Regions from separate parts of the Mus musculus genome. Here region 2 is linked to region 1. Evidence: chromatin contacts called from ENCODE Hi-C or POLR2A ChIA-PET data. All regions are on one chromosome and are shown on one strand. The core of a region is the stretch at or near the end of the contact, and the rest is flanking DNA. Distances in the headings are between cores, read along the strand shown.

Region 1 (7,914 bases), core at 2,268-4,767:
AAAAGTGTTTTGTCCCACGACAATAGCTGGGCTCATTGTCAAGGCCCCCCAAATGAAAATACACAGGCTCTTCACCCAGGCTGGGTCTGAGTTGCCCATCTGAGTCTCAGGCAGGTACCAAATGCGAAAAGGTTGTGTAACCTCTAGCCAGGCCTGTGGGCCACACCTTGGGTCTAGTTTTTCCTTCTTACTGTGATGAGGTTTATATGACTTCATATTTAGCTCCCAGAATTAAAAGATGATGGGTAAGATATGCAGACTCCCCAGGGCAGCTGTTCCAGGAGGTGGCACCTTGCTACACTGCCTCGCACAAGCTCTGGCTGGTCAGCTGTGTCTGTCTGGAGCTATCATCTCATCCAGGGATGACATCAGAGCCTTGGAAGAACTGACTCATGCTGCTCTGCCTCAGACAAGTCAGATTTATACGGGAAAGCTCTGTCGTTAGTCGGCCATGACAAGGCAGACAACTCCCATCTTTATCCCAGTACACCTTTCCCTTAGATCGGTGGCCCAGGTCTATTAATATGTTCTCAGGGTTCTTGGTTATACTGGCTGGCTTTGTGTGTCAACTTGACGCAAGCTAGTCTTGTGTCAGAGAGAAGGAGACCTCAGTTGAGGAAATACCTTCAGATCTAGCTGTAAAGCATTTTCTCAATTAGTGATCAGTCTGGGAGGGCCCAGACTGTTGTGGGTGGGGCCGTCCCTGGGCTGGTGGTCCTGGGTTCTATAATAAAACAGGCTGAGCAAGCCACGATGAGCAAGCTAGTAATCAGCACTCCTCCATGGCTTCTGCATCAGCTCCTGCCTCCAGGTCCCTGCCCTGTTTGGACTTCCTGTTCTGACTTCCTTCAGTGATGAATAGCAATGTGAAAGTGTAAGCCAAATAAACTCTTAACTCCTCAACTTTCCTTTTTGGTCACGCTTTTTCATCCCAGCAATAGAAACCCTGTCTAAGACATGGGCAAATCACACTGGTGATCAAGAGATTGGGTGTGTGGATGTGGAATAAGAAAGGCTTGTGGTTTGGAGGCCATTGTTTCTTGATGATTCTCTTTTGTCCGATGCGACTGTTAAGAGGGTTGAGTTGCACGCAAAAGAAACTGGCCTTGGCTTTAAAAAGTAAGAAGGAAAGCATGGTGGTTTGAATATGCTTGGTCCAGGGAGTAGCACTATTAGGAGGTGTGCCCTTGTTGGAGAAAGTGTGTCATTGTAGAGGTGGGCTTGGAGGCTCTCCTCCTAGCTGCCTGGAGGCTAGTCTTGTCTGCCTTTAGATCAAGATGTAGAACTCTCAGATATTGCTATGCTTGCCTGGATGCCGCCATGCTTCCTGCCATGATGATAACAGACAGCATCTCTCAACCTGTAAGCCAGCCCCAGTTAAATGTTGTCCCTTATAAGAGTCATGGTGTCTTTTCACAGAAATGGAAAAACTAAGACAGGAAGGTTGCTGGAGCCAGGCTAGCTTAGAGCTCTCCCTGACTGTTCTGTCTGGAGGCCTGCCCAGCTGGGCTCCATCTTTCCACCATGCCCATTGTCCTGTAGTAGTTCTGTTGCCTGTAATTAGTTTATTGACATTTTTATCATCAAAGTTTCCCTCGTTAGACTGTGTACTCCACTGGGACGTTCCTCTTCTCCTTCTTCTTTTTTTCCTCCTCCTCTTCCTCCTCCTCTTTCTCCTCTTTTCCCTCTTCCTCTTCCTCCTCCTTCTTCTCCTTTGTTCTTCTATCTGCAGAAATTCCAATAGTGCCATGTTTACCAAGCATTCTCAGAAAGATATACAGGTTAAATCAATGAGTGGAAAAAAAGTTGAAAATGTAAGTTCCAGGAATGGCTGCAAATTCAGAGCCTCAATAACAGGAACTTCTAAGGATTCTTCGTGTAAGTGTGGCTGAAGATGAAATTGGATTGCATTTGTCTGTTTCCACTCACATGCTTTGAAGAGAGAATCCGTTGGGCCAGAGGAGGATGACAGGCCCAGTCTAGAAGCTACACATTTGAAGTCATGGGATCGGCAAAAACAGAGCTTCATTTGGGCAAAAGGAGGAGTCAGGTAGAGGCCCCCCTCCCCCAAAGAATGGACACCAAGCAGATGCCCTTACCGTTCCACCATTGCAATCATGGTAATTCTGCTCTCTAGAGGACTCTGCATATGATCTAGCCATCAATGGTCAATTTCTTTGTTTTTGTGATTGAAAGTCTCACTTGCTCAAAGTGGCTCATAAACATGCCCAGGGACTGCCAACTGAGCTACATATGCCTTCTAAGCACATCTCCATGCATTTCTGTTTGATTTCCTAGCTCATGAATAAAACATCCCTCTAGTCTACATTCGAAGGCTGTATGTTTCCACTAATCCCAGTCTTTGCTCTATATAAACCTGCATTGTGATCACACTGTTGTGGCTGATGCTGTTATCTACCCATTAGCCACCTAGGGCTGCAATACCTCTGACTCCTTTGCTTATGATTGGACTAGAGGTAAAACACATCTAGTGCTACACTAGCAAAAACAACGCAAGGTTTGTAAAGGGCTCCCCTGAGGATTTCCCTTCTGGCTGAGCAAGTCTATGGGGAAAGAGAGGGTTGGTGTCTTTTTTGTTTCGTTTTCCTTCTCACTGGGTTCTTTGCATGAGAGGCTCTATATCTAGGGCAATCATATATTAGAGGCACGAGGTAAAACATACAAGGAGAAGGCCAGCATGAAGAAGGTGGCTGAGAAAATAGGAAGCTTTATGTCCATGGTGACATTTTGCAATCTGTAAATCAACTCTGGACTCTGAAATCGATGGGAGCCATCCATATGGCTCGATCGCTCTGTCAGGTTTACTGTCTCTTGAAGTCAAAAGTGCCCTCGCTCATATCCAGTCCTTACTCAAACTTAACCTTTGACTTTGGCATATAGGAATGTATCTCTTCCCGCTGTGAAGAAAGCTCAAGAAACAAATAAAAACCTACTGAGAACCATTATAAATGCTATATACACATACACATTTGGAAAGAGGTTATCTTTGTTTCATTTTCTGTTGCTATAATAAAAAAAAAACTAATCAAGAGCAACTTAGGGGATTCAGGGCTTTGTTTAGTTTAGGGGAAGTTAAGGCAGGAGTGAAGCAGTTGTCACATCACATCCACAGCTGAGCAATAAGAAAAGAACGCACCCACGCTGCCTAATGCTGTTGCTTCTGCTCAGCTAGCTTTCCTTGCTCTGTTTTGTTTTGTTTTGTTCTTTGAGACAGAGTTTCTCTGTGTAGCCCTGGCTGTCCTGGAACTCACTCTGTAGACCAGGCTGGCCTTGAACTCATAAATTCACCTGCCTCTGCCTCCCAAGTGCTGGGATTAAAGGCATGTGCCACCACGCCCCGCCTGCTTTCCTTGCTCTTAACACAGGTCCAGCCTGTGAAATTGCCCCTCCCATATTCAGGCTCGGTCTTCCCACCTCTGTCAACATTCAAAAACAATCCTCCCGCCTCCAGAAATGCTCACAGGCCAACCTGTTCTAGATCACTCCTCAACAGAGATATTCTTCTGAGAGCTTTCTGGTTTGGGGCCAGTTGACATTTAAAACCTACAATCACAGAGGGCATTTGGAATGCTTGAAAGGATACTGTTTATGTAAATGTTTCCTATACACTTGTTAAGAATGTGGCATTTCACTTGTTTCCTATATACTTGTTAAGAATGTGGCATTTCACTTGTTTCCTATACACTTGTTAGTAATGCATCAGTTGACTTTTAAACTGCTCAGTTACACTGTAACAGGCCCCAGTCTAGTGGGATTTTAGAATTTCTATATAGAAGGGAGTTAAAAGTGGTGCCTGAGTGGGAGGTGGAAGTGAGGTGTTGAAATGGCATTTGCATTGTGCTTTGAAGGTTGAGATACTTGAGACTGTCCCCGAGGAGGGAGGGGACAGCCAGGCAGTCCCACACCTCGACCTCCACCTTCTCACTAAAGCTGCTTCAATTCAGAAACCGACTTGTTTGTACATTTTAGCATCCACCCCTTAGGAGTCAAGGTTGGGAAGACTTTGTGGCATGGGCTTAGAGACTAGAGATCCAAGACTAGAGTCTAAGTCACTTTACGTTGCAATGTTGAATTGTCTCTCACATTTAACATGGGAACTTCTGGCTCAGGGTGACTGCTCAAAGCATATAGCTAGACCTCAGAGTCCTGTCCTCAGTCTTGGTCTCCTGGTTGCTTCCCTTCCCACCGAGGCAGTTGTCCTCAGTTTAGAAGTGGAACAGAGCGGCTGAGAAGGGCTCTTTGGCATGGAAAGGAACTTTTTTGAGAACATAAGCTTTTTCCTACCAGAGGAGAGGAACAGAACACTGGAGAGCTGAGGAAGAAATAACCACCCATCACTCAGAGAGGATCTGCAAAGTGGTACCCAGAAGGCATCCCACTCCTTGCCCCGAGCATGTAGTAATCCGGCACAATAATCCAGCACACTGCTCTTCTTCTGTTGCCTGTGTGAGCCTGATCGGATGTCACTAGACCAAGCCTGCCAGGAAGAGGGTTAGATCTTTGAGAAGGAAGGACAAGAAAAGAGATGGTCACTGCGTCTATGAATAGAGAATATTTCCAATTTCTCAATAAGCAGGCAATCTCAGAAAGGGGATCCTGTATCCCAGAGAAAAGGAAGAATATCTTCAGATATGGGCTGGAGGACCAAGTGAATGGGGCTGGGGGGTGGCATGGTTGTCAAGTCCAAGGTGGCCTTGGGTTTTCCAAGTCCAAAGGGAAAGCAGGCTCCAGAAGAAACATGGGAAGTTACAGCAGACCTGAATGGAGAAGAGGTGCAAGAAAGTGAAAGAAAAGCTCGTGTTGACAGACAGACAAACGGAAAGGTTTACACATAAAGGGAAGGTATTCTGACTTCTCCGCTCAAGACCGGGATAATGATGTAATCTGTATAACTGAGACATAGTGGTCTGGCAAGCATGGCAAGAATGTGGGCCAGAAGGCCGGAGGTTACCTCGGGTTGCCATGGTGTTCAGCCAAAAGCAGCAGAGTCAGACAGAGAAAGGAGGTAGCTGTGTGCCTCAAGGATGTCAACGCCTGCTCTGAGGACCAGGACAAAAGAGTCCTGTTTATTCCTTACTATGTCAGCCAATAAGTAGAGTGAGTAGTAGAAGGTAGCGGTTTTGGGAATCCAACGTCTAGGAACAAAACAGATACACTAGGGTTCAATTCCCAGCTCCTCCATTTCCTCGCTGTGTGATATTGAGCAAACAACCTAACCTTTCTGTGCTTCATAGTTTTCATGTCTAGGCTACTCACAGCACCTGGCTGATAAGGGTACTCGTGAAGATTAAATGAGATATGGACATAATATGAACAGTGCTTAACCCAAAGCCCAATGCATGGTGGGAACTCCATCTTCACCCATTCATTTTTATAATAAAATAAATAACAAGTAAATTGAAGAAAGAAATAGTAGAAACAGGAGAATAGGTGTAATACTGCATATGTAATTAATAGGTGCGATACTGTGTATGTGTAATAAAAATAGTGTTGAATGGACAGATGGGAAAGAAGATGGACAGAAGGTTATTAGTAGGATAACCCCATTGACAGACCTCATGGTTTGTGTTAGATTAGACTTTGGTATAAAATTTTGAGCTTTCAAACTGCCACATGGAAAGACAGGGTTCTACATGGGTTTCAAGTACTTCATGCTTACACACAGGGAAGACTTTCTTCCTAATGGACAGCAGTTAAAACAGCAGCTGTACATGGTCCTGGCTACTTTGCATGTTTACGTTCCTGCCTGGCCTCCAGGAGAGTCTTCTAGGAGGAGAAGACACTCTCTATGGTCCCCACAGTCATTTCAAACTTGCCTTCCTGTTTCCTCTTCATCCCAATGGCTGACATCTTCTATATCAGTGGTCCTCAACCTTTCTAATGTTTCGACCCTGTAATACAGTCCATCCTGTTGTGGTGACCCCACCCCCACCCCCACCCCCACCACCATAAAGTTATTTCCGTTGCCACTTCATAACTGTAATTTTGCTACAGTTATGAATCATAAGATATATCTATCTGACCCCTGTGAAAGAGTAGTTCAACTCCAATGGGGTCTTGACCCACAGGTTGAGAACTGCTCTTCTCCATGAAAACACTTTCACGTCCATAAGGCTCCTGCATTTCTCACTCACAGTCAGCTGGATATCAATAGTGTGCTCTGAGGAAAGAGGGTGATGGAGAGAGGGCTTACCTGAGGCATCTAAAGATGTCATACCAGGCCGGAAAGGCTGAATTGGTGCTGGGAACAAGTAAAGCTATCACCTGGCAGTGGAGCAAAACCATGCAAGACATCCAGGGAGGGATGAGGGATGCAAAGCCAAGTGGAGCTTGGCACTCAGTGGCTGGGAGGGTCATTAGAGACAGGATATGGAACAACTTAGGGCCCAGGTCACTCAAGAGTTGTTCTTGGGGCAGGGCTTCTAAAGGAAGGTTTTACTTGTTCAATGTGAAAATTTAGAATCGTACTTCAACCTCAAATCTAGACCATAAATATTTAGCTCTTGGTTTTCTTGTCAAACACTCAATCTGTGTCTCCTCATCTCTTTTGCTCTCCTTCCCTCTTGCCCAGTCTAGATACCATTGGCCATTAGTTTGTACTTCATTCTGTTGGCCCAAAACACGATCTCCATGTCCCCAGACTTCACTCCACCAACAGCAGAGCCTCCACCCAACTTGGGGTCACCAAGTACCACTGATCAATGCCTGACCCAAAGCCCCGTGTCACTTTGCCTTCCACTGAGCCAGATGAGGATCTTAAAATGCTCCTACTGTCCTGTGTCCAGCTTGTCCACACCACTCCCACCTTCCTCCTGGCCTTCACATCTCTGAAGACCCTTATTCCTGCTCATGGCAACCACGTTCTGGATCTCCTGCAGGGCTGTCTATTTCCAGCCATCTTTTTGTCTTTCTGTATCTTCACCTTTCCCTCTCTCCTGAGTATGTCTCAAACCTTAGGCAGATCCGAATTTCACCCAATCTTGTAAGAAACCTGCAGACTTGGGTGTAGGTGAGAACGTGATACTATTCAGGATGCCAAGGAAGGAAGGAGAGAGGTCAACCAGATAAAGAGAATGTGCTGCAGGGAGGTCCACTTTCAATTGCCCAAGACCTTGGCAAGAGAAATCCCATGGGAAAGCAATGGAAGGACAAAGGAACAAAGGGACAAAGGGACAGGCAGGATGCCTTTTCCAGTATGGATGTAAATTTCTCTGGTGCTCTTCCTGTGGGCAGGGCCACTTAGCTCCCATACAGTGTAGCTTCAAGCTCCCACCCACATCAGGCTGGTGAGATAGATGGTCAGGGGATGAGATGGAGCTGTGTGTGAAGACTTGGGTCTCCAGGAAGTGTTTATGCCAAGCTAAAGCGGGACAGTCTCCAACCAGTGACTGCAGCAGGCTGGTGGAAAGCAAGGGCTGAGCTGCCAGGCAGGAGATAGCATTTTCACTGAAGAAAGAAAAATTGCCATCAAAGCAGATCTCTTCAGAATGGGGAGGGTCTGTAGAAATAGGTCCCTCTCAAAGACAATTCTACTGGAGGAAGAAAATGATGCTATTAGCAAAACATTTGCATGACAACAAAGAGGGGTGGGGTAAAGCACTCTTCAGTCTGTCAGATAAAAACTGGGCTTGGCCCTTGCAGGAACAATGCAACAAAAAAAGGGTAGCCTTTCCAGCTACTGGAATAGAATAGGCTTCCCACTTGAAAGGGTCACAAAAGTGCGTGGGGCCAGCAATCCTACAGGCCTTCCGTGGACGTTTCTCAGTGAGCAGCCTTCAGCCCCCTGATACCCCCATTTTCTTTTGTTCCATCATCCTACCTCCTCCTGCTCAGTGTTAGGTATGGTAGGAATCACACCTGAAGGGTCATGGAAGGTGCTTGGGAACTGGTGGA
Region 2 (7,914 bases), core at 2,869-5,368, 64 kb after region 1:
CCCTGACCATCGGTGACAAACTTGAGTGATATTTAAGAGTCTGAGTATGCTACCTGGGGTTGATGGAACCGCAGCACCAGGAGAGACCGTTCTAATTCACAGCCTTGGCAGAACCTGGAAGCCCAACAGCTGGAACTTCAGAGAATCCCTTGGTGGAGGCAACCCGCCAGCCTTGGCAAATCAAAAACTCAGGATGCTCCCTGAAGTTGGAATTCTAAATAAAGGTTGGCCAGTTTTAGTATAGCTTAGCATCTTGAATATTGCATGGGATACAGTTATGCTATAAAAATATTTGTTCTCTGCACGCTGTTGGTGGGGATGTAAATTGGTGCAGTCATCATGAAAAACAGTATAAAAATGTGCTCTAAAAATTCAAGCTATAGCTATCATATGGCTATGGATGAAATGCATACCCACTGAAATAACCATTGAAATGTAATTTTTTATGATGGTATTAGGAGGTGAGGGGCCTTTGGTTAGGTAGTAAGGGTTCTCTATCATGGTGGGATGAAAGATCTTATAAAAGGTTCTTGAGGCCATGGGGTTTCTCCTGCCACGTGTGTGTGTGTGGGGGGGGGGGGAGTCGGGGGAACAAGACTTATCCCTCTGTCACCAGCATAAGGACACAATGATTGTACTAGAGTTGTCACCCTTAACACCTAAGCTCAGCCACTTATCCTCAATATTAAAGCCACATGTAGTGGTAAAAAGGTTTTGTTTTTGTTTTTGTTTTTGTTTTGTTTTTAAAAAAAAAAAAAGGAGATTTATCCAATATGGCCACACTAAGAGGATACACCAATGAGGCCCAGTGACCTCCTCAAGTCTATCTTTGGGGCCCAGACATGAGATTTAGGTTTAAACAGAGGGCAAGAAGTACGCATAACTAAGCAATCCTGGTCAGTGCTACCCATGACTACCTACCTTGTCTCAGCCTGTTTCCACCTTTCAAGCTGGTCCAACACGTTATCAGAACCGTGGGAATTCCCTCCCTGGTAGACAAGATCCTCCTCTAGCTGTCACCTGGCTTCAGCCCTCCCCCTTCCCACTGTGCCATTCCTAGGGAAACTCCAATTCCTTGGTATATAGCATCTCAAGAGCCAGACAGCCAGGGGTAAGGACGCACATGTCTCTCTGTAGAATTTCTTCACCGCTTCCAGGAGGGTTACAGCAAAAGGCTTCTACTCTGGGCTGAGGAGATGGGTCTGTCAGCAAATGTTGGCTGCACAAGCGTGAGGAGTTGAGTTTGGATGCCCGCACCCATCCAAACTCAAGGGATGAGTGATGGAGACGGGAGAGTGGGCCAGAAATTCCTGGACAGTGGTGAAAACAAGAGACTGACCGTGTCTCAAAAACAAAGTGGAAAGAACCCACTCCTGGAAGTTGTCATCTGACCTCTATACTTGAACTATGACCTGCACTGATACTAACACAGAGAGAGGGGGAGGGGGAGGGGGAGGGGGAGGGGGAGGGGAGGGGGAGGGGGAGAGGGAGAGACGGAGAGACGGAGAGACGGAGAGACGGAGAGACGGAGAGACGGAGAGACGCAGACACCCAGACGACACGCAGACGACACGCAGACGACACGCAGACGACACGGAGACGAAGACAGAAAGCCAGAGAGAGGGAAAGAACAGAGAAGAGAGAATAAATAAATAATTTTAAAGAAAGAAGTCAGGACTGGAGAGAGGATCCTATGTTTAGGAGCACTGGCTGCTCTTCCAGAGGACTAGGGTTCTATTCCCAGCACCCACACGGCAGCTCACACCTTTGTATCTGTGACTCCAGTTCCAGGGCATCTGGCGCCCCCTTCTGGCCTCCTCGGGCACTCATCACGCACATGGTTGAGACACAGACAGACACGAAGGCATAGCACCCACACGTAAACAGAAAATAAATAAGTAAATTTAAAATAAAAGTTGAACTCTCTAAGGCAGAGTGTCGGCATGGGGGCTGGATCTGAGGTGCTGTAGTTCAATGCGCACATTTCAGTCAAACAGGCAGGATGTGTGTTCAAGATCTATTGTGCAATGTGGTGACTAATCGCGATGATCACCGGTGTGCTGTGCACTTCAAAGGACTCAGAGTGGACTGCAAGCATTCTTAACACAGAGACAGCTATGTGGACTGACTCAACTGTTAGCTGGACTCACCCATTCACTATGCATACTTATTGCAAAACATCTTGCCAAATGCCATAAAAATATGTCATCTTGTCAATATAAAAGCCAGACCATTGGGTGGCGAAGATTGTTACATGGTTAAGAGCACTGGCTGCTCCTCCAAAAGACCTGGGCCTCCATAAGGCTACTTATAACCATCTATAACTCCAGTCCCAGGCGATCTGACACTTTTCTTCTGGCCTCCTTCGGCACCAGACATGCATGCAGACAAAATACCCATGCCCAGGAACAAAAAACTAAGAAAAACTAATTTTGATGTATTTATCCTTCATCTGAAGTTCAACTTTAACAGGACATCCTACCTTTTCTCTGACAACCCTAATCGGAGTATAGATGCTTCCAGAAACTTCTATGAAGGGTGGACGTGAATGGGATCCCAATCGAATGCCTTTCCCTGTAAGATATACAATTAACTCTGGGGACCTCGCTATTGGAGCTGCTCTTTACATTATTTTCTTTCTCATTGGCAGTGCTGATTCTGTGCTCTGTCCTAGCGCTGAGCCGTCCACTCCAGCTGTAAGGCTGGAGTCAAGTCATCTCAAGTCACTCACTGGACAGGGAGACAACGGGTGCCTCCCCAAGACACTTTATGCTGACAATCTGAGTAGCTAATTGTTGCCAAACCAGCCAAGGGAGCCCTCACAAAAAGAAGTCATGTTGTGTTGTAACAATTAAGCCTTCAAGCCCCTTTAGCTCCGTGGCAGCCCAGTGACTCACTGACGAAGCATGGCCGAAGTCTACACAGCATGGCCAAAGTCTACACAGCCCACGGGGTGCAGACTAGTTCACCTGGTGAACAGCTCAGCTTGTGTGCCCTTCAGCCCCCTTGGTCTCTCTACACTGGGGTCTGTGAGAAAACAAACCCAAGCTCGAGTATTTCATGTCATTTCCTCATTCCTCCGTGTAGAGTGTTTATTTCCCTGAACCTGTTTGTCTGTGATGGGGCCAGTATGTGGCAAGGGAGAGTAATTTCACGGAGATGAAACCCACAAACAATTAATCATCTCTAAGTGAACAAGTTAGCTCAGCAGAACTTCCCATCACCTTCCTCTTTCTCATGTTCCATTGCCTCCCAAGAAAACTCTTCGACCATTAAGCCAGCCAGCCCCCAACAGTGTGTGCCTGGTGTCTTCATAAATGACGGATGTAGGTCATGAGGGTCTGAAGTGAGGGGCAGGGAACCTCTAACCCTGGGATGAAATCAACACACATCTCCTGTTGGTTCATAACATTGAAGGCTGTGCAACCGAAGAACTCCAGAAAGACGGTCACGAGGGTGACAGAGTCCCCTAATGTAGGAGGGCACACTGTGTATCAGACAGAACTTGCAAGGGACTGTGCAGAGGCCACTGGGCTGTCTACAATGGCAAGCATGAGAGGCTATGCTGTAGGGTGTGAAGTTTCTCCTAGGACACATTCTTGGGGGATATAGTAAGAGATATGTCAAAAACCCACTCTTAATTGGCCTTGAGTTTCTGGGTTCAGGAGAAACCAATGAGTCACTGTGGGGAGGTGCCCATCTCTCTCCCTGTCCACCGAGTGCCTTGAGATTTCCTGCCTTGCAGATGGAGTCAATTTCTTCTTAAAGGAACTTTTGGCTTTCTTTTAACAGCAGGAACCGACTTTCCTTGTTGTGTATAAAATCTGGTACAACCACATTTTCAGAGACCACCATTACTTCCTGCAGGGCCCTGCTTAAAGCAACTATTATCCCATTGGTTTCCGCTTCCTGATGTCTTTCCTGCCAACCCGGATCATCACAAAGCCAGCAGCTTCTGGGCTAAGAACAAGCTTGAAAGGCTAACCCTGCTTTGTTCAAAATTTGGACTTCAACCATGGAGATGCTTTGCATGGGATATATTGAAAAAAGAACAAGCCAAGAGGGCAGCCTGCCGGGGACAGCTGGAGCTGCCCGGGCTGCTCAGAGCTGAATGGTCTCATCCTTCATCGAGCAGACCCCTGACAATAGTGCAGGCCTCATGGTGGGAGATACAAGAGGTAGGATCTGGTCCTAGGTGTCATGTATAAGGTGCCAGACACTATTCTTGGTGTTTCACCCACAGTCAATCACACGAGTGTGACAGCCCTGATATTTTATGATCTATGGGCTTGGTGCCCAGGGTGGGGATTGTCCATGATGGGGTTTGATCTGCATCCACCTGACTCCAACAACAAGAAAAACAGAGCTTCCTCTTCTAGTTTCCGCCGTGCGCAGTCTCTTTAGGACGCGGTGAAGCTCTGGAAGGAGCAGAGAAGGGAGAGACACACATCTATCTCTCACGCACATCACACACACAGTTATCCTAAACCTCTCTTAGCAGATCCATGCTCCAGGAGGTGAAAGCTGCTGTCCACTCTGCCGAGGCCTGTGGACACTTTGCTTGGGTATCTCTGAAGATGCAGCACTCACATGGGAACTCTGAATAAATGCATCCTCACCAAGCAGCTGCAAACCTTAACGCCAACGCACAAGGACAGAGTTGGGGTGCTCTGAATAAAGACGAGGAATCTTGGTTGGGGGAGGCTTGAAGGAGAGTGTGTGTTTAACCCTTTGACACTGATATGAAGATGTCACCCCAAAAGTTTATTTTTGATAAATACATACTTGAGGTTTTAAAAAATCAGGGGGAGGGGGGAGCGGGGGAGGGAGAGTCTCATAATGTTTTAAGTGTATTTTTGTTGAGTGATGTTCACAGTTTCCCTCGGCATCATGCAGTCCACCGGCTGCAGGTTGAGTGTGTCCTGGAGAGATGAGGAGCCAACCAGTATAATGCTACTACCATCTTAGTTTGTAAATTTTTAACTTTATTTGTGTGTGTGTGGGGTGGGGGGGACACAAACTTATACCCAGAAGTCCAGGCTGACCGCAGACTCTCTACATAGCCCAGGATGGCCTCAAATTTGTGGTAATACTCCTGACTCAGCCTCCAGTATGCTGGGATTGCAGGCATGAGCCACCTTTCCTGGCTTAATAATGCTAAACAGTGGGTGCTGCAGGGTCTCACCGTGCATCCTGTTTTCAACCAGGTTGTAGAAGGTGTGTGTATGGGTGCACATGTGAGCCGGCGTGTCTGTGCCTATGTGGCAGCATGTGTGAATCCATCCTTCAAGGAAGGGCTAAACAGCCATGTGTGAAGGAGTTACTGTCTCAGGGGGACATTTGGAGTCACAGGGCATGGTAGTGGGATGATGAGAGGCCCGCTGGTTTTAATATTGCTTCCCAGAGATGCTTCGGGAAGAGTGAGGAGGTAAATTGGCTGTTGTGAGTGATCTGAGATGAGTCCAAAAGTAGGAGGCAGCTGCTGGCAGGAAGTAAAGGGAGGCTCACTGTTGCCTGGCCCTTCCATAGAACACAGGCACAAAAGGAGAAGAAAGCAAGGGGGCTTGTTTGCCCTTGCTTCCTGGTGTAGACATGCTTTCATTTCAAGATCATCTAAAGAGCTTTCTGGCTTCACAAGCCAGTTAGCAGGAACTTTAGGGAGTGCCCCAGCAGCATACCTGGGCAAGGCTAGGGTGAGGCTCTCATAGAAGCCATGGAGAATGCATTGTATTAAGGACTAGTCATACCTTAAAATAGTCATGCAAGTGAAGCCTTTTGGACACTAGAGGGCGCCATTGACACACAAATGGTGCTTCCAGGCCCACACCACTTCACTGCAGAGGACACCCCACACAACTTAACTACAGTCTAACTTCTTGAAAGTTGAGCCTCCTATTCAACTTCACACCAGTTCAGTGGGATCGGCCTAGTCTTGAAGCAGGAAGCTCACAGGGGCCAGTAGCTGCAGGTTTTCCCAACAGACCTCACCTTCTAAAAACCCCTTAACATCAATGAAAGCAATGACACCTCAGATTCCAATGTCTTGGGGGAATTGCATCAGAAGTGTGCGGTGGAGAGATAGCTCAGTACTGACTGCTCTCCCAGAGGACCTGGGTTCAATTCCTAGCACCCACATAGAGGCTCACACCTGTTTGTAGGGCTTGTGATACACTCACATAGACATACTTGCAGGCAAAGCACCAATGAACATAGAGTGCAGAAGGGGAGAAAGAGAGGAGGAAGAGAAAGAGAAAGGAGAAGAGGAGGAGGAGAAAGAGGAAGAGGAGGAGGAGGGAGGAAAGCTAAGTGAGTTAGTAAGAATCTGAACATGTTTACAAAGGAGTTGTACTTTACTAGAGAGAGAGAAAGGAGAGAGAGAGAGAGAGAGAGAGAGAGAGAGAGAGAGAGAGAGAGAGAGAGAGAGAGAGAGAGAGAGAGAGAGAGAGAGAGACAGGCAGGTTCTTGGAAGGACTCTCTAAATGCCTGAAATGATATGAAAATTTATTGCTTGGTTAATAAGAGGTCTTAGGGTAAGATAAAATGCAAAGCTAGACAACATAATGGCTCTGAAAGTCAAAGATTCAGGTCTCATTCAACAGGTCAACTTTGATCCAGCTATAGTCCCTTCATGGTCACAAGACATCAGTCATTGTTCTAGAGTGACAGAGAACAATCCCTCTCTCCCTTCTTCCCTCCCTCTCTCCCTTCCTGCTTCCCTGAATGTACATCTGTGTGAGTATATGAGTGTGTGAATGTACATGCATATGTCTGTGTTCATGCATGTGTGTGCACATGTCCACGTGGTGTGCATGTGTGTGCACTAGCACAGAAAAGAAATCTCCTCAAGAAAAGTACTCCATTAAACAAACAAACAAACAAACAAACAAACAATTTGGCCAGCGGTGGTAGCGCATGCCTTTAATCCCAGCACTTGGGAGGCAGAGGCAGGTGGATTTCTGAGTTTGAGGCCAGCCTAGTCTACAAAGTGAGTTTCAGGACAGCCAGGGCTACACAGAAAAACACTGTCTCGAAAAACAAAAAACAAAAAACCAAAACAAAAAACCAAAAAAATTTAAAGTACTTTTAAAAAAATGGTTAAAAAAAAGCATTTATTTTCTTCATGTGAATCAGCCTTGCTGTAGAGGGGTTCCATTGTGATGTTCTGACATTTTTAGGCTTGTTTAGAGTTCTACTGTCAATGGCACCTCCCAGTTCATAAAAGTGGATCCAAGGGAAAGTAAAGAGTGGGTGGATATTATTGTTGTTGTTGTTATTACTGTTATTATTAAACAGGAGCTGTCCTTGAGACTTAGTATTTCCTATTTCCCAACAGCTAAAACCTATATTCACCAAGCCATACCTTACAGCCAGAGAGGCCAGGAATTGCCATCTGTATCTGAGCATACAGACAAGCAGGCACATTCGAGTTCCTTTCTAAGTTAAGTATTAACACAATTGGTCAACAAAAGTTGGTTGAGAGATAGAGATTTTTCTTTCATTCCATAAACAGAGTAGCACCTACACCACGCAAGATGTTGTAAGATATCTAGAAATGATTGGAGTTATATGTAGGGATGTGTGCACATTGCATGAAAATCCTGTACCGCCTGCCTCGGTGTCCCCAGTGCTGGAATTAAAGGCATGCACTACCACACTTGGCTCGTCTTTCCATTAATTAGTGCAAGTCCGTTATTTTTATAGGGCCCGTGGTTGTGCAAAACCAGCCTATATTTCCTAGTTTCCTTCATAGTATCTGAGAGTTTTCTGAGGTCAGCCTGGTCTACAAAAAGGGTTCTAGGATAGCCAGGGTTGTACACAGAGAAACCCTGTCTCAAAAAACCAAATGATAGGAAGAAAGAAAGAAAGAAAGAAAGAAAGAAAGAAAGAAAGAAAGAAAGAAAGAAAGAAAGAAAG

The links. A loop is a pair of places that touch in the nucleus more often than their neighbours do. ChIA-PET counts read pairs that join two places held with the same protein, here RNA polymerase II (POLR2A).
Region 2: a loop to region 1 is called in a map of T-helper 17 cell, with 2.0 times the contacts of the local background. The contact joins two enhancer-like sites. A Hi-C loop is called at or near these places in 10 of 37 maps with a recorded cell type or tissue (CH12.LX, T-helper 17 cell, gastrocnemius and 3 more). POLR2A ChIA-PET finds 5 or more read pairs at or near these places in 4 of 5 experiments (Patski and embryonic stem cell).

The regions. Positions count from the first base shown.
Region 1 is chr10:93,357,021-93,364,934 of GRCm38, forward strand. No RefSeq gene overlaps it. Among named protein-coding and RNA genes, the nearest start is that of Gm17745, 25 kb to the left of the region's middle. Within about 2 kb of position 3,518, at least 1 of the 3 ENCODE cell types and tissues checked has a DNase peak (open chromatin) inside an H3K27ac peak, as active enhancers do.
Region 2 is chr10:93,420,098-93,428,011 of GRCm38, forward strand. No RefSeq gene overlaps it. Among named protein-coding and RNA genes, the nearest start is that of Gm40742, 7.0 kb to the right of the region's middle. Within about 2 kb of position 4,119, at least 1 of the 3 ENCODE cell types and tissues checked has a DNase peak (open chromatin) inside an H3K27ac peak, as active enhancers do.